Regions from separate parts of the Homo sapiens genome. Here region 1 is linked to region 2. The links are chromatin loops, found by intact Hi-C in ENCODE. Cell type or tissue: heart left ventricle. All regions are shown on one strand. Each heading gives the region's core, and the rest is flanking DNA. Links, peaks and the distances in the headings are about the cores only. Region 1 has its middle 41 kb from the start of MTMR2. Region 2 overlaps MTMR2 (myotubularin related protein 2).

Region 1 (2,925 bases), core at 121-2,620, 120 kb after region 2:
AACTGCCAAGAAAGGTATGAATAAATTAAGGAATAAGATAACAAATAATGGCATACACAACAACCAGGTTAAGAAACAGAACACTACCAGTACCTTAAAAGCTCTCTTTGTTCCCTAGACGCAACCATTAGGCTGGCTTTTATGAGAATTAGTCTCTTGCTTTTCTTTGCGGTTTTGCCAATCTGTATTATAAACCAAGAAGTATCTGAGACAGGTCTCAATCAATTTAGAGTTTTATTTTGCCAAGGTTAAGGACTATGACCTGTGACACAACCTCAAGAGGTCCTTCCTGACAATATGTGCCAAAGGTGGCTGGGTTGCAGCTTGGTTTTATACATTTTAGGGATACAGAAGTTACAGGCAAAGACATAAATCAATGCATGGAAAGTATACTTGGCTCAGCCTGGAAAAGTGGGATATCTTGAAGCAGTGGGGGAGTTGGGTGGCGGGGGGATTTCCAAGTCATTGGTGCATTCAAAGATTTCCTAATTAGCAATTGGTCGAAAGAGTTTAGCTCTGCCTAAAGAGTTGAAGTCAGCATAAAGAAATATTGAGTTAAGATAAAAGGAGAGGTTGTGGAAGCCAAGGTTCTTATCATGTAGATAGAGCCTTGAGGTAGCAGGCTTCAGAGAAAATGTCTCTTATCAGGCCTTAAATGGTGTCAGACTCTGCATAAAAGACATAGTAAGGGAAGGAGATTCTCTATAGAATGCACATTTCCCCCACAAGAGACAGCTTTGCAGGGCTATTTCAATATATGTCAAAGAAGTATATTTGGCAGTAAAGTGACTTCCCTCAAGGCCTGCTATTTGTCATGTGATGCTATACCAGAGTCAGGTTGGAATCTGGTATCTTATTGCTATCAAGAGCCTGCTTCGTCAGTCTCAAGATCTCTGTTTTAATGTTAATGCTGGTTAGATGTTTCTAAACTCCAAAGGGAGGAGTATACAGTGAGACATGTCTGACTCCTTCCCATTATGGCCTGAACTTGTTTGTCAGGTTTCTTTGGGATCCCGTTGGCCAAAAAGGGGTCCATTCAGTCGATTGGGGAGCTTCGAATTTTATTTTTGGTTTGCAGTATGTATTCTTAAATAACATCTTGTTTAGTTTGGCCTTTTAAAATATTTTTTAAAAATAGAATCAAGGTGTAGGGTTTTTTGTGTGTGACTTGCTTCTTTCATTCAACATTATGTTGATGTATTTAGCTCATTCCCTTTTCTTGTAGCATTACATTCCATTTTATGACAATACCTCAATTTACCTCTTCTAACATTGATGGACATTTAGATTTTGTTTTAGTTTAATTCCCCCCACAGTAGATACTAAGACAAAGATCTGCATGCAGGGAGTTTATCTGGAAGGTGATACCTGGAAGCACTGTGAAGGCGTAAGGAAGTGAGACCTGGAAAGAATAAGAACCAATAAAGCATTTATTTATAAGCAGATTACCACAATGAGCAACCAGGCTTATTCCCACTGGGAACTCTGAAAGATAGTGTGAAACACACATGAGACTTATCCACTAAAGGAGAAGGGATCTGGGCTATTTATCCACCATCCTAAATTGGTTGAAAGCCCCCTTTGGGACAGAAATTCTCTTCTACTTAAGGCTTGTCCCAAGTATTCTGCTAAAGACGATGCCCTCAGGCAATCGTCAAGAAATATGTAGGAGGCAATCATCTTGACAGCAGCTGTCTAGGATAGATTAAAGCGATATGGATGGAGCCCTTTTGAGATCTGCTACTGCAACCCGTTGCACCCTTCAGATCCACTCAACCCTCACACTATGTTCACTCTATGTTGTCACTGATTCTTCAAATTTTTAAGGTACAGGTACCTGAAAAAGAGAAGAATAAAAGGCTTAAATGTAGATGGAGTAAGTACACTCCCTACTGCTGTAGTTGGTCCTGAGGCCATCAGTTGATATTCATCATCTCCCACCTTTACCACCCATGGTAGACTTCCCTTGGTCAGAATATCTCTTGGATGCTTCTCTTGGTAGGTGACCCAGTCCTTTATCTTTGAGGGAATTGAGTTTCTGGTTACCTTGCCCTTTTCAAGACTAGGTAGTTGCAATTGCCCATGTGCTATTATCACTGGGCATGGAATCACCAAGAGGTACCCTGGGGAATTCTGAGTTAGAAAAAGTTGCTGACTTTATACTATAGATGCTTCCTGTCAAAGAGCATGGTAATTATCTATTTGGTCTTTAAAAATGTTCTTTATTAGAATTTGATAATTTTATGCATGTAAGGCTCAATACACACACATATACATGTATATCCACACATATCCTAGATTTTGATGTTACTGTGAATATGATTTTCAAGTTATGCTTTTTAATAGTTGGTGGCATATAAAAACTGCTTTTGTGTGTTGATTTAGTTTCCAGAAAATTGGCTAGATTCTCTGGGGTTTTCTAAATGAATAACCACATATATTTATGATTATCCAATTATGATTGTTTTGTTTCTGTACAATTTTAATGTATTTTTTTTCTTTTTTTGTTTTCTTGTACTGAGTAGGACTTCCACCAGAAGATCAGGTAGGAATGGATGATAGTGGGCATCCTCTTCTTGTTCCTGCCAACTTTTTAAACCAACTTTGTACTCCTGGGAGAAACCCAACTTAGCCATAATGTATTATGTCTTTTATATACAACTGGATTGTGTTGGTTAAAATTGGGTTTAAGATTTTTGAAACTACATTCATGAGTGTGACTAGTCTATAATTTTCCTACCATGTGCCAGCCATGTCTTATGTTTGTGTCATGATTATGCCAGCTTTAAAAATTGAGTTGGAGACCGGGTGCAGTGGCTTAAGCCTGTAACCCCAGCACTTTGGGGGGCCAAGGCAGGTGGATGACCTGAGGTCAGGAGTTCAAGACCAGCCTGGCCAACATGGTGAAACCCTGTCTCTACTAAA
Region 2 (2,925 bases), core at 156-2,655:
TCATAAATGAATGCACATCTGTAAACAAGTGACATAAAATATCCAATAGCATAAAAGATGATACATATTACTGGAGACAAGGAAAACTCCACAGGAAAATGTGGATGGCTCAGGACAACTTATTTAGCACAACCACTCGCTTTCTTGTGTTCTTCTTTACAAAATGAATATATACGTAGTCTGACTTGCCCATATGGCCATTATTAAAATTAAATATGAAACACATAGGAAGGTATTTAAACACTGTAAAGCACTAAATTTTCCCAGCCCATACGCCAAGTCCTACCCAAACATAAGTTCTTACAGATGACTTCCTTTCATATATACTGAAATTACCAGACTGTAAGTTTCATGTGCTGAGACCACATGTCTGGTTCACCTATGCTTCTTCACCTCCCTGCCTCTTCACCTCATTTTAATCTTCATATCTGAGAAATAAACTCTTTGCAATCAAAATGACCTGCTTCTTTTTTAACCACATAATTCTCTTTAAATAAAAAGACAGAACAAGGATAAAAGCACAGAATGCTATCATCATCAATGTTCTCAAAGACTTAAATCTACATCTACAAAATAGAATGAGAAAATATTTGGTGTTCAAAATAAGCTATGGCTAGAAAGAAGAACCTTATTTTTCTGGACTTAATCTTTTTATATTTCATGAATAAAATATTCTATCTCCTACCTAACTCGTGTAAAATTATACTTCTTAGAGCCCTAATAGAAACAAATTAGGAAAATACTGGAGCAGTAAATTATACAAAATTAAGTGATTATATGACCCACACCTTTGAAACAACAAAACCACCAACTCATAACCAGCAACAAACTACTGAAAGAACAGAAGTTCAGCTTCCTTTCTGACACTGAGAGTCTGGGAAATCGTTTGGCACAATTATAGAATTTACAGTATTTCAAGGGATACCTGTTAAAGATTACTTCTGAAGAGTGGGAATAAGACAGGAACTTTCAATTCAAATTTGTTGCAACATTCTAGAAAGACAGCAGTGGTAACAACTATACAGAACCTGTCACCGAAACACATAGAATAAAAATGCCCTGGATTCAGGTAGTGGCATGGTTGTACAACTTTGTGAATATACTAAAAGCACTGAAATGTACACTTGAAAAGATGAGCGCTTTTCAGTAATGGTACCTGCTGCTGTAGTTATGTCTTCTCTCTCCTTCCCTCCTCCTATAGATTTGGTCAACTGAACCAAAATTTCAATTTCCACAATGCTAATATTTATTCTGCTGGAACAATCAGCTACAGCTAACTGCCAATTCTTCAGTCTGAATAACTTGTTCAGGTGGAGGACGGTCAGAAGAGGGCACCACTAGTCACCGAGAACACTAGTTCGCTATTCCTAGAGCAGTACTATACAGGGACTTCAGTGAGTCATAAGCTCAGTTAGTTGTCAACTTTGGAGAAGTGGGAAGCTAAGAATAACTGAACACCTAGTTATTATGTAAGTAAGCAAAAGTTTATGCATTATTTTTTATTAAATGATTTTTGCTCCCAAAACAACACTGTTAACTATTATTATTCTCATTTTTACCAATAAACAAATTGAGGTCTAAAGAGGTTAAATAACTAACTCAAAATCACACCATCAAGTTGAAGAGCCAAGACAAGAACCTATATGTTTACCACTGTAGAGCCTGAGCTCTTTTTACTACACTGTGGCCCTGCCAAACTCAGCTGATTCATGAAACCATAATTATAATTACTAAGAGACCATCTGACCTTGTTGGCAACAGCATTAACACTTGGCCGGGCATCAAATATAAAGATTTTGTGAGACTGGGCATTGGAATCCATGATAGCTTGAAGGTATTTTTCATCTTCTTTGCTTCGCTTTCCACTCACTCCAACCATGGGCTGGCTACACCGAGTGATTGTGGCTTGACTTTCAGGATGAATCCATGATAAAACCTTAATGAGGAAAAAATGGTAACACACCTTTTACATACTTCTCTGTTTATAATTCTCAAAAACAGTACTCAGTAAAGCTCTGCTTTCTAATTGGATCCAAAGCCTGGCCATGAAAGGACATCTGAGGCTGCTAAGAAAAATCATCACCTTTCCTTCAAGCCAATTCTGGGATGTGGAAAACTTGGTCTAATTCTTTAGTCAGATACTGATTTAGGAAAGTATTTGATTATTGGGAAATGTTATCTCCTGAAAAAAATACTGTGAAACAGGGCTAAGTAAACCCCACTTAATATATTAGTAAAACTGCTCAGTTCTAAAAGCCTTTAGAATCTATGAATTTTGTACCTAAAATTATTTAAGCTCATCTTTCTAAGATCCAGTTATAAATCTGTAAGGTGTTCTTTCTAGGACTTAAAAAAAAAAAAGAACATTTATCATCATGACTAAAGAATATACAATAAGATAAATAAATAGTGACTAATACACACAGCAAACTTTTTCAGTGAAGAATCATGCAATTCTGTGCAGTTATCTAATACCCATATCACACTCTCTGGAAGCCTCTTTAAGTCTTTCTTCCAGTTTTAACTTTACTAAATAAATCAATCTCCAATATCCCCATGAAAGACCTGCTGCTGTAGCTATTTATATCCTGAATCCATTCTCCTACTCATTAATCTCAGCATTATGTTGAGTAAAAAAGCACTTGCAAAGGCTCATCCAAACTTCCTACTTACTGGGATACGGCCTCTTGATCTGAAGGATGCCACTCTCTTTAATTCTTCATCAGGAATATTTGCTGGCACAACCAGGAGGGCAGGGTATGTATCACAAAGTTCATATCGTTCATTTATCTTTGTTATTCTCCAGCTTTCATTTGGAATTCCCTACATGTGAAATGAAACATAAGACAAATTACTATATAACTAAAATATTAAACGACACCAGGACAGAAGCCATCCTGTTCAATCTCTCTGACCTCTACTATC

Evidence for each region. A loop is a pair of places that touch in the nucleus more often than their neighbours do. Peaks named below come from ENCODE experiments on the same cell type or tissue, not always from the same donor. Only the 100,000 strongest peaks of a DNase experiment are listed, where the experiment ranks them.
Region 1: it touches region 2 in a loop (2.2-fold over the local background); 12 of 110 quality-filtered maps call a loop at or near these places.

Annotation. Positions count from the first base shown.
Region 1 is chr11:95,963,670-95,966,594 of GRCh38, forward strand. It overlaps the pseudogene RPL32P25. Among named protein-coding and RNA genes, the nearest start is that of MTMR2, 41 kb to the left of the region's middle. In heart left ventricle, for the core only: no CTCF peak of the experiment used is centred there; no DNase peak of the experiment used is centred there.
Region 2 is chr11:95,847,927-95,850,851 of GRCh38, forward strand. It overlaps MTMR2 (myotubularin related protein 2), which reads right to left. Exons shown (of 15, transcript NM_016156.6): 8 at 2,674-2,823; 9 at 1,748-1,936. Among named protein-coding and RNA genes, the nearest start is that of CEP57, 59 kb to the left of the region's middle. In heart left ventricle, for the core only: a CTCF peak has its summit at 1,322 (motif pointing right); no DNase peak of the experiment used is centred there; H3K27ac peaks cover 516 bases.